6 separate regions of the Homo sapiens genome follow, and regions 1, 2, 3, 4 and 5 are each linked to region 6. The links are chromatin loops, found by intact Hi-C in ENCODE. Cell type or tissue: HCT116. All regions are shown on one strand.

Region 1 (5,000 bases), 390 kb before region 6:
TGTCTCCACCACCAGATCTTTAATGGAATCAAACCTACAAAGCCCCCTTTGTCACATAAAGTAACATATTCACAGGTTTCTGGGATTAGAATGAGGACATTTTCTGAGAAGTGGGGGATCCCTATCCTGCCGACCACAGTGGGTGATGGTTGTTTCTTGGAATCGGGATTTGGAGTTGTTTTTAGCTTCTTTATAACTTCATAGTGAATATAGGTTATTTTTACCAAAAAAATACGATGATTGTTAGAAATTCAAGGCAACTTCCTTGCTTCTCTTGAGTCTGGCTGCTTCACCTGATGGGAAGCTGTTTCAGCATATTCATAAGCTGCCAGGCTGTGCGCCGAGGTCCCAGAGCGTGTCACTGCAGGCAGCACTCCTCAGTGTCCCTCTTTCTCTGGAACGTGTCAGAGGACCCCTGGAAAATATTGGTGCACGTGCAAACCTGCACAGCAAGAAGGGGCTTAGACAGCACAACAGTAACTGCCAACATCTGGGGAGAACTGGACTGCAATGGGGTGGGGCAGAGGGAGCTTCCTGCCTTTCTTTCCCTGCTTCTCATGTTTAATCTTCACTACAAATCAGTAAAGATGGGTTCTGCCATCACCCATCTCACAGAGAGTCCAAGGGTAAGCAACTTGCTCAAGTGCTGAGGTCACATGGCTGTCCTCCATCTGCACAGGTGTGAGGAGAAGGAATTTCTGTGTCTTATTTCCACAGTGAAAAGGAACCAGAGCCAGTAGGAAGGGTTTTGGATGCTGGTAGATAAAAGTGACCAAGAATTGCATAGCTCCTCCAGGGTTTTCTGGATTCTACAAAACCGTAATCTTGACCCCTGCGCATAGAAACCAGGATATAGACATTTTTTCTGGCGGTCTTTCCTCCTTTCCCTCCTGTATGTAGAAGGATGGGGAGGGAGCTCCTTAAATGGGACTCTAAATCATTCTCCATCCCAACTTCTCTAGAATGTGACCTATATCAGAAGTCCTCTCCACCTCCCTGACCCTCTCCCTGCTCAGTGGCCCTTTACTCCCCGAGGATGCACACATCCAGGACTTTCTCACCTTACAAGAAATTCTTCCTGGGCCAGGGCTCCATTGATTACCCCCTTGCCTTCCTCCTCTCCTCTCACAGCTATCTCAATTTCACATTCGAGTAGATTTGCCTTTCCAACTTCCTCCCATTGCCCCAGCAGGCTGGCTCCCGTCCTGTGCTCCTTACTGTGGCTGCCCCCTCCAGCTGCCCAGGCACCCAATCCAGAAGCCGGGGAGTCAGCCTTGACCTCCTTCCTCTACGTCCTCAACCCAGCCTTCACCAGGTCCTGCTGATCCTATGCCCTATGCAGTTCTCAATCCACTCATGTGCTTCTCTGCTCATGGCAGCTTCCTAGCCAAGTCTTCTTTCTCCATTTCTCCCTAGCATGGCCTCCTTTCTGCATTTTTCAATGTCCCCCTCAGTGACAACTCCATGCCTCTTCTCCCCTACCTGCCCCTCCAGCCTCACCTGGGCCACTTCCTCCTTCTTGAACTTCCTTCTCCAAGGAGCCCATGTTTTCTTCAGTTTCTCATGAAGACTTTTCCATCACTGGCTTCTCTCCAAGTCTCTCCATTTAGAGAGCATCCATCCTCTCATCCCAAACACACACACAGACAGGCACACATGCACACACACAGGCACATATGCACACACACATGCCACACTATATCTACATGGTGTATATGTATTCGATCACTCTCCTTCTCTCTCTCTGTAACACTTCTTCACTCTCAGCTCCTAGACTCACTTCTCTTCCTTCCCTCCACCCCCATGTGACCTTATGACCCCTCCCCTCTGCCCCTTCTCTGGACTTCTGTCAGGACACACATCTGACCTGTAATTGTCTATGTGTCTGCCTCCCCTGCACAGCTGTACTCTCCTTGACATGGAGAATGCTGTCTTATTCATCACCTTTGGACCTGGCTCATCACAGGCATTTAGGGGAGGTTTGCATGTTTACAGAATTGAATGTCAAGAGCAGGACTTGGTGCCATGATGACACCTGCTCCCTCCACCTCTTCTTGGGAGCTTGGAGGACAGAAAGCCCCACTCATCCACTGAGCCTTCCTCTGTTCCCCAAACTGAACACAGTATCTTCTTTAATCTCACAGCACTTTGAGAGGTAAATACCATTCTAAGCCCCATTTTACAGAGAAGGAAACTGAGGCTTAGGAGGTTAAATTAATTGTGCAAGAAAAATGAGCATTTCCGTTTTAATTTTATTCTGTATGACTCTACAGTTCTGTTTTTTCCTGTGTGCTCTACCAGAGCAGCTGAGGAAAAAGTGGAAAAGAAAAACAAAGTGACAGCTCAGCTAATGATATGTTGACAAAGTGGTTTGTGGTTGTGCCTGTGCACGTGTGTGTCCATATATGCGTGTGTGCAGGTGTGTGTGCACGTGCCTGCATGCGTGTGCATATGTACATATGTGTGTGCATGTGTGTGTGCGTGTGAGTGAGGCATGCTCAGGCACACCCCCGCCCTGGAGCACATGCGTCTCTCTTTCTGCGTGATACTCAGCAGTTTGTGAACTACCTTTGGAGCCCGTAAAGTGGAGATGAGCCCCATGCATGTCACTGAACTCAGAACATGGGGAGCCTGGGTTACAGATCCACAGAATAACCAAGACCAGCGTGGCAGGGGCCTCCAGGGGCCGAAACCTCCAGGTGAGTGCCTCAGTGAGAATCCAGTCCCAGGAACACATTCACTCTCTGAAACACTGCTCTGGTCTGAGCCCCCTCTGCTTCCAGGGGCCTGACCTTACCTGACCATGCATGAGAGTCAGAGGCCAAGGCACAGTTGCCCTCCTCTTTTTCAGGGTCTCTGTCTTCAGTTCTGAAAGTCCCTAGTCAAAGCCTGCAGGGTTTCTGCTGCCAGCCAATGACCACTCGGGGGAGCCCGTGAGCCATCAACCACAGATGTTGCCTGGCCAGAAGGGATCTGTAACTAAGAAGAAACTTGGCAGCAGGGGAAGAAACGAGGTGCCTTAGTAGGTACCGGTTTGAGCTTTTCTCATGTCCCACAGCAGCTAAGAATTTGTCACTACTGTTGTGGCTTCTAAAAGAGCCACCTGTGTCCTTGACCTTGGATATGGCAGAGCTGGGAAGGACATACTAGCTCACTAGGACAGGGGTGGCCAACTTAAGCAGGTACAGCCTGGCTCTGCCATGGAATTGCTGTGTGACCCTGAGTAAGCCACTTGCCTTCTCTGGGCCCTAGTCTGCTGCTCTCAGGATTCTTGGGTAGAAGTGACAGAACTATGACTAAGTGAAGCCACTGGGCAGCTCATGGAATTCAGAGGAGGGGCAGAGAATTGATGAAACAAGAAACAAGGGGGCTGTCACCCCAGGGCCCAGCAAGATCACCTGGCACTTGTTGGCCTGCGGGGCCACCTCTCTCCCTCCTACCTGCACTGACTACTCCCAGCTCTGCTGAAGGACTCTGGCACCCCTCTGCCACCCTAGATTAACCTGGCTGTCTCTGCATCTGTGTGCCCTTTCTGCACGGTAGGTTCCTGCCCTGCATGGAGGCTACCTGGCCAACAACCCACCTACCCAAGGATGGAAAAGGATGGAAAAGGAGATTTTGGCGCTCTTTATGTCCACAGTGCAGAAAGGGACCAGCCCCCAAGTGGAACGGGTTTTGGAGACTGGTGGCTAAAAGTGACAGATGTTTGCCACACTTCTTATTTGTATATCAAGATCTGATTGTTAAATTGTTTACTGTTGCGCTTTAAACTAACAATGGCAGCAGCAACAGCAATCTCAAATGCAGGTATAGCACACACCACGCACGTGCAGGGCATCATTCAAATAGCTTATGTGTATCAACCCGTTTAATCCCCGCACAGACTCCACGAAATAGATTCTATTATATCCCCCCTTTATAGGTGAGAAAATTGAGGCATGGAGAGTTTAAATGCCTGGCTTAAGTTCACACAGTTGGTAAGAGGTAGAGTGGGAATTTGAACCCTGGGAGCCTGGTCCTCTCAAGCCTGTGTTATGCTGCCATGTCGGACATTAAATTTCAGCATCTTCAATAACACTTGATATCCAGGGAATGAACCAAACAGCACGCACGCACATCAGCTTGGAGTTTCTCTGCTTTTCTAAACCTTTCTTCTCTTTACGGTTTAACGACAAAACCACTTTTCTGTCTGTAGAGTTCATCCTTACAGGAAAACTTTCTTGTTTTTGCTGAACAGGAGAGAAGTCAGTAAATGCTATAGAAAGCACAGCCTGTGTCGGGAATGGAGATGAAATATTTCTTTGTTAGACATGCCATCAAAAAGTCCCGAAGTTGAGGAAGAACGCAGGTTTATTTTCAAATAAATGCTCACTTGGACTTTGTGCCAAACTTGCGGCGTCGGAAGGGTGGGAAAGCGGTGTCGCTCTGCAGGACCCAGACCGCCAGGGGGCAGGCCATGCCTCCACCAGACTGCGGCGAGTTTTGACTCCGGAGGACTCTCCAAGTCGGGTTTTTCCAGAGCAGGCTATTTGCAAAGCAGCCAGGAGGTGTGGCTCCGGGGACTTGAGTTGTATTTTTATCTGCTGCTCACTTCCAGCAATCTGGCACACATTTCTCTTTGGCACACAAAGGAAGTGCCTGCCGCCTGCAAAGCATGAATCACTTTTTGGGAGAGGTGGTCTAGCTCTCCCTTTGGGTGGACTCAAGCCCCAAATGTAATTGCCAACATGATCCCCCACAGAGGAGTTTATTTCTGTCCTCCTCCCCCGTTCTCCAGGGGTGGCTCCGTTTTTGCCTCTGGGCAGAGTGGGATGCTCCTGTCCTGTTCTTCAACATGGCCACGGAGCCTGGAAGTCAGGCGGAGCCGGCTCCTGTGGAGGGTGCATTCCCTCCGGCAGAGGTCAGCTCAGCAGAACACCTGAATGTGCTTCACACGGCCAGATCGAGCCCCCGAGGCCCTCCCATTTGGGGAAGAAGGAAGGGGGACTCTCCCTTTGGCC
Region 2 (5,000 bases), 390 kb before region 6:
AAGGTGTGTTTGGTGGCTGCACACACACTGAGATCCCCAAGACCCAGGATGGCTGACCTCATCAGGACCTGTTCGGGACCCTGAAACAACCCCTCCTATCACAAATGCCCAGATTCCACCAGGCTGGGCTACAAAACAGGTCCCCATGCTCAGCTAGCAGCTAGCAGCTAGCAGCAGGTCTCAGGCTTTCTCAGGGTAGCCTGAGGCCATGAAGCCACCCCCTTCACTTCTCCCTCTGGAAGCCTGCCTGGGGGCCCCTCTGCTCTGCTTCCATGGCCCATGGGGCCTCTCTTCCCACTGGAGTGGGAAGGAGGGACAGGGAGGGTTTCTGGGGAGGTGCACTGAGCGGTCCCGGGGGCGGTAGCTCCAGCTGACCGAGTTTGTTGTATTTTACCCAAACCTCCCACTGGAGTTGAGGCCCAGTCTCAGCCATGGCGCACTGTGTCTTTGCCTCCTTTGCCTCCTTCATGCACGTCTCTCCCTTGGGGACCTGGCCCGAGTTCGGACTTAATATCCCTCAGTGAAACCACAGCTTCAACCAAGAGGGGGCAAGTTCTGTCATGCAGTGCGGGGAGTGTCACGTGAGAGCAGGGCTAGGAAGCAGTTTAGGAAGTGGGAGGGGTCGGTCTGAAAAGCTTATTTTAGGGGACATTTCTAAAAAAAATCCTGAATTTTGTTCCCATTGACCCAGAGAAACATGGACTTCATGCTCCTCAAATTTCCAAACTTCAAGATCCAGCAGAAACTGATGCTAAGGGGTGGGTTGGGGTGGGGATCGCCTTCCCCTGAGGTCCCCTACCCCTGATTTAGGCTTTTCTGCTAGGGACAGACCTGTCAGGGTGGTGGGGGCTGGGGTGAAGGAAGCTGGACGGGAGCACAGAAGCCTTCAACCCTTCTCATCTCTGATTCTTCCTCAAGGGATTCAGAACTTTTTTTAAAATCACAGCGTCTGCTGCAAATCACAGGCAGGGGAGTAGCACCCCCAGGGCCGGGTAAAGCAGCAGCTATTTTCTAGCAGATGCATTGATTTATATTTCTTTATGGAACTGTATCTTCCTATTCTGTTATTTTTCACTTTGAGTAAAAATTAATTGTCTTGTTTAACCAAAAACACGACGGAGAGAAGGGAGAAAGGGAAAAGGGAAAGTGGCAGGGTTTGTGAAAGGAGCAGGCTTCGGAGTCTCACAGAACCAGGACGGGATCCGAACCCCAGCTTCACAGTGGGCTCCAGTGCTGTGTGAGCGTGGGCAGGTTACTTCCCCTCTCTGATCTGCAGCTCCTCACACATCTGCCTGGGGGATGATAAGCCACACATCACAGTGTTCTCAGGAAGATGACAGGAAATAGTGGATTTCAAGGTGGTAGCACAGAGCAGGTGCTGGCGTTTGTTCCTAAGTACCTCTCAGGAGCCACTTTGCCAAACGCATCAAAAGTAGAGATGTTGATGAAACCAGTGTGATATGAGCCTTGGTGACAGTCGCTCTGCCTCCTGATCAGAGGAGGGCTGTGCTGTCTTGGCAGAGTTGGAACCCTCAAAAGTAAGGTCAAAACTTCATTGGAGACGACATCTGGAGAGGAGAGGAGAGGAAGAGGAGGAGGAGGACGAGGAGGAAGGAGAGGGGAGAGAGGAGGAGGAGAAGAGAGGAGAGGAGAGAAGGAGGAGACAGGAGAGGAGGAGGAGAGAGGGGAGAGGAGAGGAGAGAGGGGAGAGGAAGGGAGAGGAGAGGGGAGAGGAGAGGAGAGGAGAGGAGAGAGGGGAGAGGAGAGGAGAGAGGGGAGAGGAGAGGAGAGAGGGGAGAGGAGGGGGGAGAGGAGAGAAGAGAGGAGGAGGAGAGGGGAGGGGAGGAGGAGGAGAGGGGAGGAGGAGGAGAGGGGAGGAGGAGGAGAGGGGAGAGAAGGGGAAGGGAGGGGAGGGGATGGTAGAGGAGAGGAGAGGGAGGAGGTACTGCTCAGGAGGCAGGAGGAATGGGCTCATTTGGGCCCAGAGAAGTGCCCCTGGCTTGAATACATTGTTCCAAGCAGGCCCTGACTGTGCCTTCACCAGTACTGAACACCAGGTCCAGCTTTTCACCTGGGCCATCTCATCAGTGACCAACCCACAAGAAAATCATTATTGCTTCCACTTTACAGAGAAGGCAGCTGAGGCCCAGAGGGATTTAAACAGGGCCTGACCAAGGAAGGCCTGCAGCGGGAGGTAAGGAGGCAGGACCCACTGGCGAGAAGGTGTTTTTCCCCCTTGACGTTTCTGTCCTGTCCGTGGGAAGCTGGGGGATTCTGCCCATGCTTCACCTCCCAGGGAGGCAGACATGTTGAGAAACACTGGCAGCTTCTCCCAGCACCTGCCTGATGCTTGTCCCTGTCACAGGAGGAGGGTTGCTAAGCTGTTTGGTCGGCGTCCACAGCATTTGCTGGAGGGCATGGTGACTGTGTTTCAAAGGTGGATGCCCATGTTCTAGCCCCGCTCTGTGCTTCCTCCACCAGGGGGCAGCCGCTCTCCTGCTCCCATCCAGGAGGCACACCCTACCTGCTAATCCAGCGCCTCCCAAACTTCCCCAGGATCTTGTTAACAGGCAGCTTCTGACTCAGCTGTGCTGGGGCGCCCGGGGCTGGGCTAGTCTGTCTCCCAGCTGATGCTGGTCAGAGGACCACATTTTGAGGAGCAAAGCAATGGGTTACAATCTTAGCTCAACACCTGGGGAAACCATCACCTGGGGATTATTTTAAAAATACTGGTTTCCAAACCCCACTGAGAAATATTAAATTACAGTCAGTTTAGAGGCAGAACCCAGGAAATGAATGATTTTTGATGCTCTTCAGGAGAGTCTAACATGCAACTAAAGTTGAGAACTACTGTTCTAGAAGCAGGCTTGCCTCTCTCTGCCCACCTGTGACCAGGCAGGTAGTGGGCTGATCTAGGTAAGTGTGCCCAGATTTTGCCTGACAGATCCAGCCTCTGCCTCCTCTTCTCCCAGGGCACGCCGGAGACTCCACATTCCAAAAATATGAGTTGCCCTTGACTGGAAGCTTTTCTCTTCAATGGAGCTTTTTTACCCAAGGTTCACATTGGAGGTTCTGGGCATCTGGCCAGACAAAACAGCCCTATACTTCCCACCTGGCCATTTTTCTTTCTGTGTTGGCTCCATCATCCAGAGCCCTGCCAGATGGAGGAGTACCAACATCTCAGACTTCTGAAAGACTAGAACCCCAAGTCTGTGTGCTCTCTGAACCTCTCAGCTTCCCAAAGAGGGAAGATGGGCCTCTCTCTCTCTGCTGCAGGTAGGGAAGAACCACGAGATGGAGAAGCGGCAGCCCGATCACCCCCAAACCTCGTCAGCATCCCCACCTGGCCCCAACCTGCCAGCCTTCACCAGGCTCTTAACAAGAGGCCAGTTCTCAGCCAGCCTCTCTCCTGTCCTTGAGCGGCAAGTGGGCAGCTGAGCAGAATTGTAGAAGGTAGGACCTGCTGAGCCAGGGCCACTGGCTTGGCCCTCCCCTCTCCCCAGGTCTGAGCAGGAGGTCATCAGACCCCAGGGGGCATCGTTCATGTCTCAAAGGTGTTGAGGGAAAATTCTCTCCTGGGGTGTGGGCTAGACCTAGTGACTCACTCATGACAAATCAAGTATGGAGAGGGAAAGAAAGTAAATTGCATGATGGTGGAAACTGGCAGGTGTCACCTCAACTGAGTGACCAAAGTTCTCATCACTTCCAGTCAGTCATGTTGGCATCATGTGCAGCTTGACATGGTGCAAAGGGAAGCGTTTCCATCTTTGTTTTATTCTTCTCCCAAATCCAAAACAACACTCTCTTAATGAGAAAACATCAGACAAACCCAAGCTGAAGGACAGTCTACCAAAAACCAGACACATACTCTTCAAAACTCTCAATGTTAGGAAAAACAAGGAAAGGTTGAAAAGCTCTAACAGATTGGCAGATATGAAGGAGATATGATGACCATCATATCCTAGATTGGATCCTGGAACAGAAAAGGACATCAGTGGAAACATTGGGGAAACCCAATCAAGTTGTAGCTGAGTTACTACTAGTGCTGATGTTAATTTCTTAGTTTTAATTATTGTACTATAGAAGATGATAACGTGCGGGGAAGCTGGGTAAGGGGTATACTGGACCTCTCTGTACTATCTTTGCAACTCTTCTGTGAATCTAAATTCTTTTTCAAAATTAAAAGTTTCTTTAAAAGTATTAGGGGAAAATAAACGAAGCAAGGAATGGTCCCACTCTCTCTTTCAAACAGTGTGATCTACGAGGTAGAATCATGAAAGGAGAAAAGCTGGGCTGCTGGCTGGAGGTGAATTTATTGCCAGAAAATAGCTCTGCTGTGCTCTCTCTGCTGTGATTTACAGCCAAGGATCTGGGCCCCACATCGATCCTTGCTCTGAGCCCCCAATGCAGGCGCGGGGTCCTCTGGGCAAAATCGATGCATGGAGGTGACACTGTGCATTTTGCTGCCATCACAGGAATCCAGATTTATGTTCTGGGCAAGATAGATCCCAGGGCAATGGAAAGGGGGTTGATGAGGAGTCAGGAGGTCTGGGTTCCAGGCTCAGATCTGCCATTTACATGTGTTTGTTCATGGGCTATTTACTTCACCTCTCTGGACCTTACTTTTGGAAAATGGTCTCTATAGCCACCACCAAGTCATAACATGAGGGTCCTTTGATTGCAAACAACAAAATGTGACCATGGGTAGAAAACCTTGAGTATAAAATAAATTTGTTGGAAAGAATCTATGGGACAGCTGGAGGCTCCGAAGTGGGCACAACCAGAATTAATGCAGGTAGAGTAATTTCCATAATAAGAAACCCAACATTTCAGTAGCTTAATACACTTCAATGTGTCATAGCCTTATCAGGCCAGGGGTGGGTGGGAGGGTGGCTCTTTGCTCTACAGTCATTTAGCCACCCAGGTTCCTTCCATCTTGTAGCTCCTCTCAGTTCTAGGTCCTTACTCTGTCTCATCTTATATTGGCTGAATGGAATCCT
Region 3 (5,000 bases), 320 kb before region 6:
TTATTTCGTGAGCACTTTTTATGTGTTAGCTCAGGTAATGCAATGGCGAATAAGGCAGACGCTGTGTAGCCTCATGGAATTTACAGACTAAGGCAGTCTTTGAAAAATAAAAGGTTACCTCTTAAAGGAAAGTGTTGATTTAAGTTATTCTTATTATAATATTATTTAAATATATTCAAATCTAAAACTGTATATCAATTCCCTAATTTTGTAGGTAGCTTCTACAGAACTATAGAAGTAAAGCACATTTATAAAAAATAATTAAAACTATAAAGCAATAACGTTCAAATTATTACATTACTGGCATGACAGATGATGCAGTTTTGCTGAAACTAAATGTCAAATTTGGGATTCAAAAGTAGAAAGATATTGCCCCATGTCTAGTTCTACATTTAATCTAATTTTGACTTCAATACAACACATGCACACACAGAATGCAAGAAAATATTTGCAAATCGTATCTGATAACGGACTTGTATCTAGAATATATAATGAACTCTTACAGCTCACAAAGAAAAAGTTAAATAACACAATTTTTTAAATGGGAAAATAATTTGCATAGACATTTCTCCAAAGAAGCTATGCAAGTGGCCAAAAAGCACACAAAAAGATGTTCAACATCATTACTCATCAAACACAAATCAAAACCACAATGAGATATCATTCTGAACCCACAGAATGGATATAATCCAAAAGTCAGATAACAAGTGTTGGCAAAAAATATGGAGACTTAGAACCATTATACATTCATGGTAGGAATTTTAAATGGTGTGGTCATTTTGGAAAATAGTTTGGCAGTTTCTGAATGTGTTAAACATCGCATCACCGTATGATCCAAAAATCCTACTCCTAGATATATAACCAATATAACTGAAAGCCCACATATATTCACACAAAAACTTGTACATAAATGTCCATAGTAGCAGTAGCCATAGTAGTGAAAACATAGAAATGTCCTCAGCTGATGAACGAATAAACCAAATATAATGTATTCATACAATGGAATATTACTTGGCAATAAAAAGGAAGGAAATACTGATGCATGATCCAAGGAATCATGAATGAACCTGTGTGTGTGCATACGTGTGGTTGCCATGCACATATATGTGCACAATTGTCAGAGAGAAATCTCAGGCCTGAACTGAGAAATACAAATTGAAAGGCTACAGAACCAGGGTTTGGGCAGAAGGCAATAAAAACGAGCCACGCAGGAGCAAACGGGTGGGTGTGCTGGTGGCGAGGTGGGTAGGGGTTGGTACAGGGTCCGGGACAATAAATTAAGCATTTGGGCCACAATGGGCCAAGGTGAGGCACCACAGGTGGGAGGGGGCCAGAAACTGTATTTGAAGAGGAGAATTTGAATGATAAAATGTCACCAATCTCTTCTGCTCCTTTAATAGACCCTGGAGGCAGCTCCTGGCCTTTTTGCTATCCTGCACAAGGATTTGCAGCCATTTTCAGGTAAAAAGAAGAAACCACAGATGCAAAGAGGCTTCGGAAGCTGCCAGCAGTGAGCTGTTCCAGAGAGCAGCCAGAGGGGGCTGGCCTGCAGCCAAGGCCTGGCGCCCGCGGTGTCTCCACATCTTCTTTTGTTACTGGGGATGGAAAGGAGAGAAACTGACTCAATTAATGGAACCTAGAGCCACTAGTGAACAATGTGGATAAATAAGGACTGAGATGTCAGTCCCTTTCCTAAGCAGCCTCAATGATGGGGAGGTGCTGGTGAGTTTTCCATGCTGTGTAGCCACATTAGAATCCACAGACTCCTCTTAGCCCCGTGCCTTCCAGGGTGAACACACTCTTTGCGAAGCGCAAATTCTCCTTGTACAGGGACCCAGGAAGCAAATCCTCTTTTGAATCGAGCACACATAAGGGCCTACGTTTTGCTTCCAGAAGGTGGTGCTAACTGCAGATGCTGAGCAATGGGAAGTTCAAAGGTGAGTTTTCATTAGGACTGGGCGAGTGGAGAGCAGCCGCAGTGAGGAGAGCTTCCTATCCCAGCAAATCAGTTTCCTCTGCCCCAGTACCTGGCTCAGGACCTGGCCCACAGTGGGAGGCAGCACCCATGGGCTGGCATGCCTGAGTGATGGGGAGACTTGGAGGACCCTGGCGTGGACAAGTGCCCAGAATCCTGGTGTCCAGGCACTGCCGCCCATAAACCTGAAAACAGGGGTTAGGCACTTGCCACAGACTCCTGGAAAGGAGAGGTCCTTCACTGCCACCCTGGTGTCACATTCTGCACCTTACCAACTGCATGATCTTGGGCAAGTTACGGAACCTTGTTTTTCATCCATAAAAAGGAGCTTACAATACCTAACAATGACTGTGACAATAAATAAGGAGATGCTGAGTGGCAGCAAATGGCCACTCCCTTCCCCATCCTCACCGCCCCCCCCCCGCCCCTAGTCTGTGGCTTCCTCCCTGTTCTTCCGCTCACGATGGAGTGGTGGTTCCACTCTGTAGCATGGTAGTAGGAATCCCTTACTTGAGCATCTGCATATCCAGCACCTTATCGGGTCCTCCCCCAAGGTGAGGGCATGTGGCTCATTATTTCTGTGCAGCTAATGAGCCAAAGGAGACTTGGGAACTTAGACCACCTGGCACAGGTTCACTGGCTCTAAGTCGGGTGTCTGTGTCCCCCGCTGCCCCCTGGCGAAAGCGGCTGGTGGAGCCACTGTAGCCTGGAGCTCGCACCCCTCCATCAGCCCTGCAGCCCCTGCCTCAGGGCTGACAGCCCACCACCCACCACTCACTCTCCCGCCTCCCAGCCTCAGGTATCAAGTGTCTTTCACAGAGGTGACATCAGTGTCTCTTGTAAAAGAAGTAAGGGATGTGTAAGAGCTGGACATGAAAGGTTACTCTTTGGCCCCAACCCCTTCCATGCCTCCCCGACCCAAACTCCCTCCATGAAGGTTCTGGAACATCCTTCCAGCCCTTTTCTAAGCATTTACATACATATTCATGTGAATATATTTTAAAATGAATGTTGCCATACAATATATATCGTACTGAATCTGATCTCAACAGTATGCCTGAAGGAGCCTTCTCAATCAGCTGCCTCATTTTTCAAGGATTTTCAGTGCTCTATTGTTGGCTGATCTCTTTTTGTCCAGGTCCTTAATGATGGATTTCAGGTTGCAGTAATGTCACAATGACCATCCCTAGACACGTATTTTTGTGCGCATGTGTAGAATTCTGCATTACACTCATATTACAGGTGAAGAAAGTAAGGTAAGACAAGGTGAAGGGATTTGCCAAAGGTCACCTACTACCCCATGTGGGACCACAGACTGGGTGTCCAGAATCCCCCATCCATGCTCTGTTCTCCAGAGCACAAAGAAGGGAATTCTAGGATTACCACGGAGGAGTGATTCTCATCCTCATGTGGAATTCTGCACACCCGCCCTTCCTCCCACAGTCGTCCCATACATGCAACTCTGCCTATGCCTTTCTCTGTTTAAAACGGCCTGGGGGGCCAGGGGCGGTGGCTCACGCCTGTAATCCGAGCACTTTGGGAGGCCGAGGCAGGCAGATCACGAGGTCAGGAGATCAAGACCATCCTGGCTAACACGATGAAACCCTGTCTCTACTGAAAATACAAAAAATTAGCCAGGTGTGGTGGTAGGCGCCTGTAGTCCCAGCCACTCGGGAGGCTGAGGCAGGAGAGTGGCATGAACCCGGGAGGTGGAGCTTGTGGTGAGCAGAGATCGTGCTACTGCACTCCAGCCTGGGCAACAAAGCGAGACTCTGTCTCCAAAAAAAACGGCCTGGGGTTCCCACTGTCTTCAGCGTGGAGCTGCACCTGGAAGCCTATGGGCCCCCCTGCCCCTGCCATGTGCTTCCTGAACTCCTAATCCACTGGGAAGGAGCCAGCCATGCCACATGCTTCCCCAGAGCGCTCTTCCCGTGCTCTGCACAGCATTGTTCATGAACATCCTTTTCTGTGCCACTGCCCCCTGGGCCAACTCCCACTCAGCTCTCAGGTCCCCACTGACCCATCACTCTACCTAGGAAACCCTCCTTAGGCCCTCTTCTCAGACCTTCCATCCTAGACTGTGATTCCCTGCTTACCTGCTCTCCTCAAGCCAGGTTGTGAGCTCTGTGGGAGTAAGGAGCCTTCTCTGTGTAGAAGGGAGTAGTAAGCCTTCTCCGTGTAGAAGGCTGTGTCGGCCATCTACCAGCACATCCCCAGTGCTATCAGCCTGATAATGAGTGTGGATGTGGGGAATGAATGAACACATGCATGCACACCAGAGACACACTCTGCTCCACGTTTGGTGCCCCTGGGACGCTGGAGATATGCCAGTAACTCGAGAACACTGACACTTAAATGCAAGACCACCCCCTGTATCCCAGGACAGTCCTGGATGCCCAGAATTAGGCCACTTCGGTTGATTTTATTTCTACTGTTGATGTAGCCATGTCTGAGTTTCCCTCAATGGAGGGGGAAGAGAGAAAAGAAGGAGGCCAAGGAGGAGGATCAGAGATGCCCTGAGGGGTCACAGGTGAGGATGTCTTCAGACACTGGCATCTCAGTGGCTGTGAATGTCACATTTTTTGTGAACAGCTTGTGTTTGGGGACCATGAAGTATGAAATACTCATGATGGGCAGGGTGGTGGTGGTGATGATGGCACCTGGGACTCAGCAGGGTGGGGAAGGGACAGGGCAAGGAAATGAGACGACACTGTGGTTACACGGTGAGCATCTCCCTTTAGCCTCCATTCCAAAAGGACCAGCTCCCAGGAGCATATCCACCCAACACGACCTGGGAGAGCTCACCTTCCGGCTCATCTACCTGGTGCTGGCTGCTCTGATGAACGTGAGCACAGACAGAACCATTCCGGGGCCTCCTGCTCAGGTGTGTGATGTCTCAGCACCCCCCACACATATGTTTCTCTGTTATTCCTGTAGTCACGCCTTCCTGCGATGTAGTTATTATTATTCCCATGGTACAACTGAACAACGAAAACTGGAATCTGGAGAGATGGGCAGTGCACCT
Region 4 (5,000 bases), 95 kb before region 6:
GAAGTTGCTTGATGGTGTTTGGGGTCACACCAGGAAAAGAGCTGGAGCCAAGACAGGCATCCCCCGCTGGCAGAGCAGAGCTCAGAGTCCGAGGCCCTGTAGCCTACTGTGATCGCCTCAAGACGTGGTGGGCGCTGCCAAGAACAAACTCACAGCCCTCCTGAACTTTTGCTTTCATTGTCGCCTATAAATGGAGTAGCTTCGACTTAATGGAATTCTTGCCTTCGCCTTTCTGAACTTGACATTCCCTTTGATCAGTGAAGTGTGAAGGCAGCTTCCCAGCACACTGAAAATCTGTCTGCAGTAGCTCTCTGCCTTTCTCAGATACCACTGGCTTCCCAGAGGGACAGGGCCTCTCTCTGGGTCTTGGGAAATCTCTGAGCCAATCTCAGCCTTACCTAGTCGTCCTTGGAAAGCTCTTTAACACCCACCACAGGAGAGATGATCCTTCAGACCCTCATCACTGAGCTCCTCCAGAGAGCAGCTCTCACCCCAACTGAGCATCACAATCTCCCAGGAAACTTAAAGGAAAGGTGCCCTAACCCCTCTCCCAGAAACTGATCAATAGGCTAGCAAAGGAACCCACCACTGGTCGGAAGTTCCCAGGTGATTCTTCTGAGACAACCAGTCTCAGAAGAGAGTCCCTGCAAACCTGGCTGGGGTCTTTTACCTGTGAGGCTACACAAGCTCAGAGATTTTCTTTCCCAGACCCCAGTGGATCCAACAGAGGACACTCTCAAAGAATCGGGTTCCAGCCCATGCTGGCTACAGTGGCTGATATCTGGAGTCAGCCCGGAGCCTCAGCCTCAAAGGTTCTGACCACCTACCTCCTTCTTAAATGTCCAGCTCAGGGGCTGTTCTGTCTGAAAAGCCTCCCAAGACTTCCTCCCCTGCACTCAACCCTCCCAGCCTACCCACTCCTACCTTTAGCCTAACCTCCTAGGAAAAGTCCACACTGTTACCATGGTAGTTTAGTCTGTCTCCCTGAACAGGCTGTGAGCCTCAAGAGCAGCAATGACAAGTTTTCATCCTCGAATTTCCAATGCCCAACCAATGTTCCCAAATGAATGAATCTGCATTATGATCCAGTATAACTGATAATCTCTATGTCTGCATCATCATGGAAAACTAACACCATTCTTTATACGTTGCTTATAAGGCTCAAAAAAAAGGAATTATTGGTTCAAAAGAACATTTCTCAACCCTCAAGCACTTGCCTATTATCAGCTTCAGAAATTTTTCCACATCTATGTACCACCTGCACTATTATTTCCTTAATGTTTTTATTTAAATCAAATTACTTTAGTGAAAATATGTTCATGTAAAAGGTAACTTTATCACTAGAAGATAACGTGAAAATATCTTCATGACCTTGGGGTGGGCAAAAAACATTCTTAGTCCAAAGCAACAAGTACTGACCTCAACAGAAAATATTGATGATTGGTCTATATTAAATTTAAGAGCATTTATTATTCAAAAGACACTTCTACTAGAGTTAAAAAGTGAGCCAAGAAGTGGGATATTCACTATGCATGTATCTGATACAGGACTCATATTCATCGTATTTTCAAGAAAAACAAACAAACAAACAAAAACCCTCCTATAAATCAATAAGAAAAACAACAAGCAAAAGAACTGAGCACATATTCACAAATGAGGTTATCCTAATGGTAAGTAAGCATTAGTCACTAGTCATCAGGAAAATACAAATTAAGACCACAATGAGATATCAGCATATACCCACCAATAGGAAGAAAATAAAGGCTGACAATATCAAATGCTGGTAAGGATGTGAAGCAACTAGAACTTTCATTCACTGCTGGTAGAAGTGTTAACTGATACAATCAATTTGGAAAAATCTCCACCAGTACTTAGTGATACACTGTGATCCAGCAATTCTTATAGGTATACATGCAAAAAAAATTCATATATACACCAAAAGACTTATTCAAGAATAGTCTTAACAGCACCATTTATAATAGCAAAAAACTGAAAACAATCCAAATGCCCATCAAGAGAATGAATAAATAACCTGCAGTATAGTCATGCACTAGAATACTATAAATCAATAAAAATAAATGAACCATGCTATATACAACAACATAGACAAATCTCATAACATCATATTGAGCAAAAGAAGTCAGACACAAAAAAGCATACAATGTATGATCTGATGAATATTAAGTTCAAAACAGGCAAAAGTTGTATCTGATGGTGGTTATCTTTGAGGAGAAGCAGGAGTAATGGTTACTGGCTGGAAGTAGGAAGGAGGCCTGAAGTTGAGACCTCAGAACGAAAATATTTAAAAGACAAAAGGCTGCTAGAAACTGGAAACTCTACTGTATTGGAGGTTCTGCATTTTGAGCTAGTCAACATTTACAGATCTGAGAAAGGGCTTAGACTGTCCCTCCTGGAGAAAATCTGGCTGAATCTTGCCTCATTGAAAAATAAAGAATGAACACTAATGTACAGTCTGTGCAGAACAAAAAATTCCACCAAAAGAACGTTAAAGGAGGTATACCATCCAAAACACTCAGAGAAATGTGACCTTGAAAGTAACTTGATATGCTAGCTAGGAAAATATTTTACCCAGACACTGTTCATCCTTTGTATAATCCAAGAGTCATGGCTTCAACTTGCCATAAAAAAAGAAAAAAAAAACATGCTGAAGAAAAGGATAAGCAGAAAAATATTTTAAATAAGGCCAAATAGCAAGAAAACTAAAAATATAAAAGCAGAATTAAAACTCACAAGGAAGATCTATTCTTTATGAATGGGGGTCTTTGCCAACACAGTAAAGGAAAATAAATAAAGGTATAAGAATTGAAAAGGAGAAAACAAAATTGTCATTATTTCATATACATTACGATTTATACTTAAATATCAAATAATATGTGATTAACAAGAGTTTAGCAAGATTGCTGAATATAAAAATCAACATTCAAAAATTAACTATACACCTGTAGTCTACCAATAAAGAGTAGAAAATTGAAATTAAAAGTATCACAGAATAGCAAGTATCAAAGAATAAATCTATTAAAAGATATATAAGACCTCTAGCGATAAATTTCTACAAGCGATATTAAAGAAGGTCTAATAAGTGGAGAGATATACCATGTTCATGGATTAGAAGTCAATGTTGTAAATGTGTTCATTCTCCCAAATTGATTCGTAAAATCAATGCAAATCTAAATCAAAATTCCAAGAACTTGACTTGACATCATGTAGAACTTGACTACATGATGTAAATGTGTGCGTGTGTGTTTACAAGTACACACAATGGGTCAAGAATAAACACAACTTTTAAAGAAGAATGGGTCCTGCTCTACCAGATGTCAAGATTTGTTATAAACCTACAGTAATTAAGAAAGTGAGATATTTCAAGCATGGGTAGAAAAATGAATTAATAATAAAGATTAGTGAGCCTGAAAACAAAGCCAGGCATATATGGATACTTGACATCCAACAGACAGGTGGCACTGCAAAATAGTGCCCTTTCATTTGGTACTTAGTACTTGTCTTAGTCTATTCAAATTGCTGTACCAGATTATAAACAACAGAAATTTATTTCTCACATTTCTTTTTTTTTTTTTTTTTTTTTGAGACAGAGTCTCACTCTGTAGCCCAAGCTGGAGTACAGTGGCACGATCTTGGCTCACTGCAGCCTCCACCTCCAGGGCTCAAGTGATTCTTGTGCCTCAGCCTCCTGAGTAGCTGGGACTACAGGCATGCATCACCACGCCAGGGTAATTTTTTGTATTTTAGTAGAGATGGGGTTTCACCACATTGCCCAGGGTGGTTGTCTCAAACTCCTGAGCTCAGGTGATCTGGCTGCCTCAGCCTCCCAAAGTGCTGGGATTACAGGAGTGAGCCACCATGCCCAGCCTATTTCTCACATTTCTAAAAGCCGAGAAGTCCAAGATCAAGGCACCAACAGATTCAGTGTCTGATGAGGGCCTGGTTCATATACAGTGGCTATCCTCTCCCTGCGTCCTAACATGGAGGAAAGGCCAAGGGAGCTCTTGGGGGTCTCTTTTATAAGTTCACTAATCCCATTCATGAGAATTCCACCCTCGTGATCTAATCACCACCCCCCGCCCCAACCACACACACACACACAAAGGCCCTACCCCCAAATACCATCACCTTGTGGGTTAGCATTTCAACAAACACATTCTGTGGGGACATGATCAGTTTATAGCATGTGTTTACTGCTTTCATAGCCAAATGTTTAATAAGCCAGGAAAGAAGTCTACTTTCACCACAAGACCAACTTCTACCACAAGTGGTTTAAGTGCCAATTTTTTTTTGTAAAGTTTTAGGGCATAACATGGTAAATTTGGTTTTCTGTTAAATCCATCCAAGAGTCAGTAATACAGAATAAAGAGGGTTTTATCACAGAAGCTTTGAGAAGATGGAAACAGGATAGATCACAGTATGCCAAGAACAAATTCCCCAAGAGCAACAGAAGCACGTGTGCTCACCCTTGTCATGGGGATTCTGGGGAGGTACAGCCCTAGAATGTCTCCCCTGTAAGTGGACCAGCATGTACTTGGTCAATAAGAACCACACTTGGGGTTAAGTGGCTGATACAAATGAATGAAATTTCATGCCACCTATGGGTGCTACCGAGCACATCAGAACATCAGAGTTCTGTCCCCTAAACCCTTGTCTGGGAAGTATTTCTAGGCTGACAAGTCCACTGTGCCTATGGTTTCAGACCAGGGTTTCTGAAGCCTATAGCTGCAGACTGGCCACACTGCTCATGTAGTGTTCAAAAACACACTCAGTTTACAGACATGTCTACTGTAGGCTACAGCCAGCCCAGGACCCCTAATCAAACCCAGTGAAGGCCCTGCCACAAATCCATTATTGGAAAAACAAAATAAAACTCTCCACATTGTAAAGGAATGCTATAAAATCCTTCAAAGGCACTTGTTTCTTTTTAGAGACTAAAGAATAACTTTTTAGGCATGTTTGAGATGGTGCAGAAAGTGGAA
Region 5 (5,000 bases), 920 kb before region 6:
AATGCTGCTGGAAAAGTACACTCTACCTCTTATTTGCCAGTTGGAAATTTAGAAAATAATCATCAGATAATAAAATTATTTCTTTTTGTCCTGATTATATTTTCTAATACGTTTGTTGATGGTTTCATTTACGTTGTGATGTCTTTCTGCTGTAATTATTCAAATCAATTTCAATGAGTATGTGTTCGTGAGTCTTTAAATTTGTCTTGGACAAATAGGGTATATTTTTTGGAAAATAATACTTTCAGAATACCATTGCTATTTTCATAAATATAGGCTTTTTAAAAAAGCAGCTAAAGATTTGATTTACAAATGTCCATTTTTCCATAAGTATTTGTTATACAGAGTATAAATACAGTTATTAATTTGGACATTTTTTTCTCCCATATGTAGGTAGGAAGTTTCTGCCTTTCAGAGGCTGGAGCAGGTAGTGACTCATTTGCTTTGAAGACCAGAGCTGATAAAGAGGGAGATTATTATGTCCTCAATGGATCAAAGATGTGGATCAGCAGTGCTGAGCACGCAGGGCTCTTTCTGGTGATGGCAAATGTAGACCCTACCATTGTAAGTTTGAAAACGAAATTTCTTTCTTTTTCCAAACCCCTTCTTTTCTCTTTCTTTATCTTTTCCTCCTTCTGTTTCCTTTTTAGGACTTCATCTTGAACTCTTTAGTCTTCTCAGTACTGAAAATGTCAGACTTGAGCTGGCATTTTTTCACTTCGTTAATCTCCTAAAGTAAATATTGTTGACAAAATTATTAATTAGAATTGGCCCACCATATCTGTGGATTCAACCAACTCTGGATTGAAAATATTTGATTAAAAAAAAATTCTGCAAAGTTCCAAAAAGTAAAACTTGAATTTGCTTTGTGCCAACTACCATATTGAATTCACGTGAATAAAGTGACATGCATGTATTATGTTAGGTATCAGATAATCTAGAGATGATTTAGAGTCTACCGGAGCATGTGCATAGGTTATATGCAAATATTACACCATTTTATGTAAGGTACTTGAGCACTGTCAGATTTTGGTATCCATGGGGGTCCTGGAACCACTCCGCCACAGATATGGAGGGATGACTGTTTGTGGAGGACCAACTGTTACTTAGCTCCTAATGGGTTATGTAGGAAGCTAATCTTTTTTCTTTTCTTTTTTTTTTTTTTTTTAATATGGAGTCTCGCTGTATCTCCTAGGCTGGAGTGCAGTGGTGTGATCTCACCTCACTGCAACCTCCTCCTCCTGAGTTCAAGCGATTCTCCTGCCTCAGCCTCCCAAGTATATGAGACTACAGGTGTGCACCACCACGCACAGCTAATTTTTGCATTTTTTGTAGAGACAGAGTTTCGCCATGTTGGCCAGGCTGGTCTCAAACTCCTGACGTCGGATGATCTGCCTGCCTCGGCCTCCCAAATTGCTGGGATTATAGGCGTGAACCACTGCACCTGGCCCTAATCTTTAATTTTGTTGAATTTCCAATTTCTGTTTAGTAATGAAGAATTTAAGTACCTATTTAGTACATTTATTTTTAAGAATATTTTATTCAGTTGGAAAATAGACATATAGCAAAATAATAAATACATTTTTTCACCAGTAAATACAGTATTTTCACTAATGTAACAATTGAATTAAATTGTTAAAACTTTTTTTTTTTTTTTTTTTTGAGACGGAGTTTCGCTCTAGTTGCCTAGACTGGAGTGCAAGGCTGTGATCCCAGCTCACTGCAACCTCCGCCTTCTGGGTTCAAGCAATTCTCCTGCTTCAGCCTCCTGACGGGTGCCTGCCACCACACCCAGCTAATTTTTGTATTTTTAGTAGAGACGTTTTTTCACCATGTTGGCCAGGCTGGTTTCAAACCCCTGACCTCAGGTAATCCGCCCGACTCAGCCTCCGAAAGTGCTGGGATTACAGGCATGAGCCACCGCACCTGGCCTAAAACTTTATATAGTAAAATTAAATTGAGAACATGACATTCTCATGATTATATAATAGTGTAATAATAATTTTAATATTTATGATGGTCTCTGAAAAAGTGAAACAAATGGTAAGGTTCTATAGTTTGGATCTAATGTCCTCTAGCTGCTCTCGTTTCATAATGCCCATGTTGCAATTCTGAGTCCATTAGTATTTATTACCAAAGTCCATTTTTAGTTTTCTTTTTACTTAAACTCTTCAGAAACAAGGCGTTTTATAAATCCAAGTGGTAATAGCGTTTTAATTCTTCTTTTTAGGGATATAAGGGAATTACCTCCTTCTTAGTAGATCGTGATACTCCGGGCCTTCATATAGGGAAACCTGAAAACAAATTGGGGCTCAGAGCTTCTTCCACCTGCCCGTTAACATTCGAAAATGTCAAGGTGGGTATCGTAGACTAATCAGTAAAAGACTGATGCGAAATAAGCCTTGCATGGAACCACAGGAGGTGTGCAAGACAGGTGTCAAAATACTAAGTGGCTATAAGCACACGCAGGAGAGTATTTTGTAAAACCCTGAACAGCGCTCTTTAGTCATGACCAGATAAATGTACTTTTCACAAAAGTGGAAACCTTTCTGCCAAGAAGCTGTCCTGGGAAGCAAGTGCCAAGAATTCATCCCATTTATGTTTTATAACTTATGTGCTTCTGACCACGTATACTTTATAAGCTTGAGACTTGTGAACCAAATGGGGCCGCAGAGAAGGAAGTCTGGTGTCAGTGCACTAAAGGCCACAAGATGGGGGTGTTGCTCAGTGAGAGCGGAAACAGCCAGGCTATTAAACGTGAGCAGCAGAAGATCCAGATAGTTAGTGCTGATGCTGGAGAACTCCCTGTAGGTGGGGCAGGTGGTGTCGGCTTTTCCACCACTCATCACAGAGCTTGATCTTTTTTTTGCATGGCTGTGGGGAGTGAGGGGGAGGATGTCTTTACAGATGTCACTGGGGCCTCATTACTTCACCCCAACTGTTTTCCTCATTCTTACTTTCCCATTTCTTTCTCCATTCTTCCCTGCTCTCTCCCCCAACTACCCATATTACAAAACTAAGTATAGTTTTTTATTATTCTTAATTCTTTATTTTTTTAAAGTATGAATAAGCATTTTAGTCTGTTTCTTCTCTCTTCCTCTTTCTTGTGCATACACCTGTGTACACACATGCACACACACATATACCCCACCGTTGATTTTTATGAGGGTGAATGGTCTCAACAGCAGAAAGGCTTACTACACTTGTTTTTGCAAGTATTTGCAGATCTTTGTAGTTCCTAATATGTTATCTCACACTGTAGCCTACAGATAAGAATTGGGGGGGAAAAGTATTAATTTATGTTATTGATGAATTCTATGAGATTCCCTTACTCTAGATTCACTCATCCATTCAATACCTGTGCAAGGCTCTGGAGGATGCAATCATGAACAGCATGGACTTGAGTCCTTTTCCTCAGAGAGCTGTGGAAAAACAGCGTAGAGGGAGACACAGATGCCGGCAAGTTCTGTGAGAGGGCTAGCACACGAATTGAGAGTCTATGTGTACTTACAAATATATAATCAAAATGAATCATGGAAAATGAAACTGAGAAATAAGTGCACATTTGTATTTTCAGGTTCCAGAAGCCAATATCTTGGGACAAATTGGACATGGCTATAAGTATGCCATAGGGAGTCTCAATGAAGGTAGAATAGGAATTGCTGCACAGGTAAGTCAGATTTAAACTCTTCCATGATGTGAGTCAATTAAACTGTGAAAAGAAAAAAATGCAATGAGACCAATGAATATTTGGAAGCTTATGGACACAAGATGGCACCGTTCCCTTACATGAGGGATAGAATGGCTTATTATTTCTTTCAAATTCCCTTTTGGTCAATTATGTAAGTGTCCATAGAACCAAACAATGGCTTGGTGGTAACAGTGTTTCTGCTTTGAGAACATTAAAGTATTATCTAATACCTGAACCGATAGCTTTTCAAATGTATTGTAAATTAAATATGGCACTTTAAAAAAAATCAACTTTTCAAAGCATGAAATTCATTCTGGAAGGAATTTTTTACATTAAGAATAAATAATATTCCTTCCACTGTGTAGTAAAGATATCTATAGTTAATAAAAGATTTGTTGCTTACTGTTTTGCATGTGAAAACTGGGCAAGTTTTTTGGCGGCACATGAAATAAAATAGCCACAGTTAAGTAGATACATAAAATGAGAACTATTCAAAATTTTTTTTTACCAAATTTGGCTTTTATAATGCATATTGCATTTTTCTATTAAGTAATATCAGTTATTTTCCAGATTAACAAAATGAATAAGGTCTTTGGCTTTACTTTAGTGTCAGTTTTGTAGAGTGTATATATATATATATATATATATATATATATATATATATATTTTTTTTTTTTTTTTTTTTTTTTTGAGATGGAGTCTTGCTCTGTTGCCCAGGCCGGAGTGCAGTGGTGCGATCTCGGCTCACTGCAAGCTCCGCCTCCTGGGTTCATGCCATTCTCCTGCCTCAGCCTCCCGAGTAGCTGGGACTACAGGCGCCCGCCACCACGCCCAGCCAATTTTTTTTGTATTTTTAGTAGAGATGAGGTTTCACCATGTTAGCCAGGATGGTCTCAATCTCCTGACCTCGTGATCCACCCGCCTCGGCCTCCCAAAGTGCTGGGATTACAGGCGTGAGCCACCGCGCCCGGCGTTTGTAGAGTATATTTTTAATCAGTGATTATACAAAACTCAAGAACTTAGAGCTTTTCAGTTTTGAAGATGTTACATATAAGCTATTGGAATAAATATTAGATTATTACTCTAGATTTTTTTCTGCTGCTGTTACTTTGCTAACTATTTTTAGACCAAAACTTAGTCTAGTTTTCCTACAATGCTTGACAGTGTGTCACTAAAGAATATTGTTTTATCAGTTCTCTTAAAAGTTTTTCTGTGATTCAACTTAGACATGACATTAGAAACTGCAATACTAGAGCTCATTTTTTTCAGACATATAAATAATATAGATGTTCTGGCAATAAAATACACA
Region 6 (5,000 bases):
TCTGGGCGAAGAACCAAAAGTCACCCAGTGAGTTCACGGGGACACACAGCTCCACCTCCAGCAGAGGTTCCTACTCCCCCAGCTGGGACAGCCACTGCAGCACCGCTCTGCTCTCTCGCCTCCCCAGCGGCAGACACCCCAGCCTGTGCCACGGCCACTGCTCAGGGTGAGCCACATGCCCCCTGGGCACCCTCCGCTGGCATATGTCAGATGTTGCTCTCACAGACTTTATTTTATCACTACAACAAGCCTGTAAAACAAGTCTGAGCCTATCCCCCTTCTGTCTGTAGATGGGGAAGGAGGTTTGATTTGCCCAAGGACCACCAGGGAATCACTGCATGGGCTGACCCCAGCTGCAGCCCTCCTGCATGGCTGCCTGTCACTCCAGCTAAGCAGAGGAGCTGCCGTTACCAGCACCCTTTCCCTTTCTAATCTGAAGGCAGCCCTGCGGTGAGAGAGTCCCAGCGTCACCCATCACCCCAGCAGGTCAGGGGCCCTGGAGTCCCCCCTTGATGAATGACCTTAGCAGGAAAGAGAAATCTGCCCCCTCTCCATGCCCCACACCCACAGCCAAACAGTGGCTTCTCACCACTCCAGCTTCCTTTCCAAGAGGGTCCAAGCTCCCACCGTGGCTTCCACACTATTCAGACACTTCCTAAGTTCACGGGTCATTCCAGTGCTTTGCCACTTCCAGGGAAATCAGCACTGGAAATGCAAGTCAGCAAATAGGACAGAAGCCCAGGAACCAAGGGTAGGGCCCAGGGAGCCCTACCAGGGGCTGGCAATCTAGGGCAAGTCTCTCCCCTCCAGGCTCGTCTCCTCCTCTGTTGTCGGATAAAGCAAATCGCTTCCAGCTCTATATGCCCCGCCATCTTTTTGTAATTAATATTTCAACTGATTACATGAGTTAGAGGAAACCAAACAATGAGGATGATGAAAACAAAAAGTGTTTGCATTGGAATTTACACAATGAACTCACCCTAGAACTATTCCAGAATTAAAAGCCTCTTAAAATACGGTCAGATGCAGCATAGGCCAACCCATGCTGCTTTGAGCTGCTTCCAGTGGTCTTGGTTGGAAAGAATGGACTGCCTAGGATGGAGGGGGAGTGGGGTGGGGTGGGGAGGTGGGGGCCTGCACAGAACCTGGGGGAGCAAACCCTGGCCTCAGACATGAAGTCTGACAAAAGAGCCTTGTGTGGTGTAGGGCTCAGAGTCCAGTTTCTTGTGCTGAGAACCAAGTGGAGGATCGCGTGTCTGCCTACCCGCCCCATGTCCCCCCACCCCATCCCCCCACTGAGCGCCCACTGCTTGCATCGGGGCCATCAGGAATAGCAGTGAGGGGGGCTCTGTGGCTCCCTGGAGCTCTCAGCCGCCTTGCATATCTCCAGGGGCTTCTGGAATGGTCTGGATCTGTATACAGTTTCAGGGTTTCCTTGCTTTTCCAGTCTGAGACTGAAACTCATCCTCTAAGCATTTGAAAGAAACAACAGGAAAACTCAATCCTCTTTCCTTCCACAGCACATTTAGGGTGAGAGCTTCACAGCTGAAAATCTCCTTTAAAGAAAACGCGGCCCAAATATGCTGGGAGGAGAAGCCAGTGGATCTAGGAGGGGCCGGCGTTGCCGGCTCTGTCTCTGGGCTGACAACCTGGTTTCAGTATTGGTAAGTGGGTCAACCCCAGCTCCAGCGGCTCCTCCTCACCTCTGCCGATTGAGGGCCACTGCAAATTTCAAGCAGAATAAAAGAGTATTCTGAGGGCCACTGCAAATTTCAAGTAGAATAAGAGTATTCCACAGTTAAAGAAAATTTTATATATCTATATCCATCTCGCACAGATTACGTACTAGGCCTTCGTCTAAGCACTTCTTAATTATTAACTCATTCAGTCCCATTTTACAGATGACAAAACTACCAAGTGGAGAACCAAGGTCACGTTGCTACTAAATGGCAGAGCCAAGAGTTGAGGCCAGGCTATCTAGGTAGGACCAGGACCCAGAGTGGAGGGTGGGCCCAGGGCTGCCAGGTGGGCTCAGCGGGCCTGGAGCTGGTTTGAAACACAGGCGCTGCGGTGACCAAGTGAGCTGGCCCTGAAGGGCAGCGTGAGGGAAGAAGCCAGACCCCCCAGCCAGAGCCCCAGCCCTCAAGGGACAACTTGGCCAGGACAAGCTACTGGAACAGGCCAGGGCCCTTTTGGCGGGGAAGGGAGAACTGGACCACCCGGCCGAGAATTCCAGAGACTTTTCTCACTGATGGGAAGAAAACTGGGTCCCGGTAGGGGCCAGTGGGGAACGGGGCTTTGAAGGAACTCAGGACTCAGGCGTCCTTGGGATCATCTCGGCAAACTGCAGGTCTCCGGGGAGCCGCTCCGGTGCATTCCCAGGTCCAGCCTGCCCCCTGCTGGCTGTGTCGGGGAACCAAACACAGGCGTCAGCCTCATCGTGCAAAGGTGGACTTCTGAGTTCTCAGATACCCCCGTGAAGCCCACGCTAATAAACTGGGAATGACACGTCACAAAATCAGTTATAGAGTGCTGCTGATACAGTCATCATTCATTCTAACCACGTATTTAAACCGAGAAGATTGCATGTATGTTCTGCCTGTCAAGGAAACCATGGCATAAATTGTGTAAAATTTGTGTGCAGCATATTTTTGTCAGAAGTGGGGCAGAGAGGAGAGTGTTTAGGGGCTGGAGGTTAAAGTGCTGGAATCCAGGTCACCTCTACCCCAGTATACTCAAATGGTTGACTCAGGGCTTCAATGAAACACTCAACAATCGGAACGGGGAGTTTCAATCCTGCTAAGAAAACAGTCTATTTCCCTTCTGCTAATTTCATTAAATCAGTCTAGTATTTTTCAAAGCCTTTTGGCAGTTATCATAAAACAGACTCTCTGATCCCATAGGACAGTGATAGAGGATCATAAATCCAGCTGATTTGCATCTTTTAATGACCCAAACTTAATCACCCATAAAATCCCAGCCTCCAGCCAGACTGGCTTCCAGTTCGTTGCTGTTATTTGAGTATTTGCAGTAGAAAGTTTAATTTTGCTTTCACCTGGCCAGGACCCTGGGCTCACACCCACCATGTGCTAGCATCTGTAGTAAGAACAAATTTTGCAGAACAAAGCAGGTGACAAAACAGGTATTATTTTTCTATAACAGGACTTAATATGAGAGTCCAGCCCCCATTCACCAAATAACAACAAATGTCATCTAATCACTTCTGGGAATGGCTTGGTGATGCCTTAGTCTCTTTGCAGCTCCAGGTACACTTTCCCCTTCCTTGGTATCATCCACTCCTAAGGATTAAAGTGCCATCCACCTGCAGTTGCCTCCTGTTTCTCCCCACAGACCAGATCCCTCCTGTGCTCCAGACTCACCCAGCTAAAAGAGAAATGCCATTTCCATCCACACCGCTTCCCTCTGAGCCTTCCCTGTCTCCATGACTCAGGTCCAAACCAGGGCATCTTTTTGAGTCCTCTTTCCCTCACACCTAATCCAACCTTCAGTACAACCTGTGGGGTCTACCTCCCAAATAAAGCCCAAAGGTGACCTCTTTCACCTTTGCTGTTGCTGCCAGCCTTGTCCATGCACCACCGTCTTTAATCCGGATGATTCCAGAACTTCATGGTCCACACGGAGCCACTAGCCACATGTCGCTATGTAAATTGCACTAATTTAATTAAAATAAAGTGAATTTTAAAGCCGAACTTCTCAGCCACACCTAGCCAGATTCCAAGTGCTCAAGGGCCACACGTAGGCCCGTGGCCGCTGCAGGTGCAGTGCCAATGCAGGACACTTCCATTGCAGGACAGCCCTGCTCCAGGATCTCTCAGGGACAAAAGGGACGATGACCCCTGCCTGCATGTGTGTCTCCTCCCCCAGGCCCAGCCCATCTTCCCCAGGGCAAGCAGGGCCTTCTTCCTGAGCACGACTCAGCTGACATCGCACCTGTGCTTAAACTCTCTTATTGCCTATCCCGGTTAACAGAACAAAACGCCAGTTCCTTCCGTGGCCAGCCAGGCGCCACATCTTCACATTCAGCCAACCATCAGCAAATATCTATTGGACATAAACTATGTGCCAGGCAATTGTGATGGAAGATGCCAAACAGCAAAGAGTCAAAACTCCTCGCCTCCATGGAGCTGTCTAGGGGTAGGGGGGCGGGGGGAGCGATAAACAAACGGTAAGTAAATGATGGTTTTCTAGAAGATGAAATTGCTATATATATATATATTTAAAAAAGAGCAGATTGAAGGCACCTGGAATGCCAGGGGAGGGTGACCAGATGGCCTCGTTGACAAGGTGACAGGTGAGCCTTCCAGGTGGGGGATCAGCCAGCGGGGAGGCTCCAAGGTGTGGGCAGGCCTGGGTATTTGAGAAACCCAGGGGATCCAAGGGGCTGGGAAGGAGGAAATGAGGGAAAGGGTAGGTCCTTGGGGTCATGGGAAGGACGTGGGCTTTCATCTGAGCCAATGGGGAGTTATGGCAGGGTTTGAGCTGAGCAACAGTTCCCAGCTCATATTCAAAAGGCTCCTTCCAGCTGCCGGCATACGATGGGTGTTAAGAGGGGGGCGCAGAGAGCCCCGAGTCACCTGCAGGGAGGAGGAGGGTGAAGTGGATTTGGGTGGCAGTGGTGAGGAGTTCAGAGATGTTCAGAGGATCCCAGGTGGGTGGGATGTGAGTGGGGGTAGCAGCCCAGGATGGCTCTGGGTTCCTTGGCTCCTGAGAGATGGGACGGACAGGTGTGCAATGCTGGTGAAGACACGAGTGGGAGGCGTTCACTGGACACTAAAACAGAGGGGCAAACGGAGAGCAGGAGGCATTCACTGGACACCCAAGAGGAGCGATAAAGGGGAGCGGGAGGAGTTCACTAGACGCCCAAGCAGAGAGGCAAAAGGGCTGGGTCTGAGTCCACAGTGCTGGAGAGAGGTTGCTTTAGAGGCGGGAGCTAAGTGCTATGAAGCTGGCCCGCTGCTCTCTCCTTTCCTCTCTCCACT

The links. A loop is a pair of places that touch in the nucleus more often than their neighbours do. Peaks named below come from ENCODE experiments on the same cell type or tissue, not always from the same donor. Only the 100,000 strongest peaks of a DNase experiment are listed, where the experiment ranks them.
Region 1: it touches region 6 in a loop (11-fold over the local background); 102 of 110 quality-filtered maps call a loop at or near these places.
Region 2: it touches region 6 in a loop (8-fold over the local background); 102 of 110 quality-filtered maps call a loop at or near these places.
Region 3: it touches region 6 in a loop (2.7-fold over the local background); 5 of 110 quality-filtered maps call a loop at or near these places.
Region 4: a loop joins it to region 6, with 2.4 times the contacts of the local background. A loop is called at or near these places in 4 of 110 quality-filtered maps.
Region 5: a loop joins it to region 6, with 7 times the contacts of the local background. A loop is called at or near these places in 10 of 110 quality-filtered maps.

Annotation. Positions count from the first base shown.
Region 1 is chr10:123,579,391-123,584,390 of GRCh38, forward strand. No RefSeq gene overlaps it. Among named protein-coding and RNA genes, the nearest start is that of GPR26, 84 kb to the right of the region's middle. In HCT116, CTCF peaks have their summits at 2,922 (motif pointing right) and 4,450 (motif pointing right); DNase peaks (open chromatin) are centred at 2,951 and 4,471; H3K27me3 peaks cover 3,993 bases.
Region 2 is chr10:123,570,926-123,575,925 of GRCh38, forward strand. No RefSeq gene overlaps it. Among named protein-coding and RNA genes, the nearest start is that of GPR26, 93 kb to the right of the region's middle. In HCT116, a CTCF peak has its summit at 2,482 (motif pointing right); DNase peaks (open chromatin) are centred at 2,506, 3,016 and 3,630; H3K4me3 peaks cover 984 bases; H3K27ac peaks cover 414 bases; H3K27me3 peaks cover 1,137 bases.
Region 3 is chr10:123,640,962-123,645,961 of GRCh38, forward strand. No RefSeq gene overlaps it. Among named protein-coding and RNA genes, the nearest start is that of GPR26, 23 kb to the right of the region's middle. In HCT116, a CTCF peak has its summit at 1,895 (motif pointing right); no DNase peak of the experiment used is centred here; H3K27me3 peaks cover 1,830 bases.
Region 4 is chr10:123,870,277-123,875,276 of GRCh38, forward strand. All of the region lies in intron 2 of CPXM2 (carboxypeptidase X, M14 family member 2), which reads right to left. Among named protein-coding and RNA genes, the nearest start is that of CPXM2, 19 kb to the right of the region's middle. In HCT116, no CTCF peak of the experiment used is centred here; no DNase peak of the experiment used is centred here; H3K27me3 peaks cover 1,785 bases.
Region 5 is chr10:123,040,816-123,045,815 of GRCh38, forward strand. ACADSB (acyl-CoA dehydrogenase short/branched chain) reads left to right here. Exons shown (of 11, transcript NM_001609.4): 5 at 394-564; 6 at 2,231-2,356; 7 at 3,578-3,670. Among named protein-coding and RNA genes, the nearest start is that of ACADSB, 34 kb to the left of the region's middle. RefSeq lists an enhancer at 2,598-2,892. In HCT116, CTCF peaks have their summits at 2,692 (motif pointing right) and 3,775 (motif pointing right); DNase peaks (open chromatin) are centred at 2,736 and 3,746.
Region 6 is chr10:123,965,462-123,970,461 of GRCh38, forward strand. It overlaps LOC107984128 (a long non-coding RNA gene), which reads right to left and starts at 1,284. Exons shown (of 3, transcript XR_001747628.2): 1 at 1-1,284. RefSeq lists enhancers at 822-991, 988-1,157. In HCT116, a CTCF peak has its summit at 2,419 (motif pointing left); a DNase peak (open chromatin) is centred at 2,380.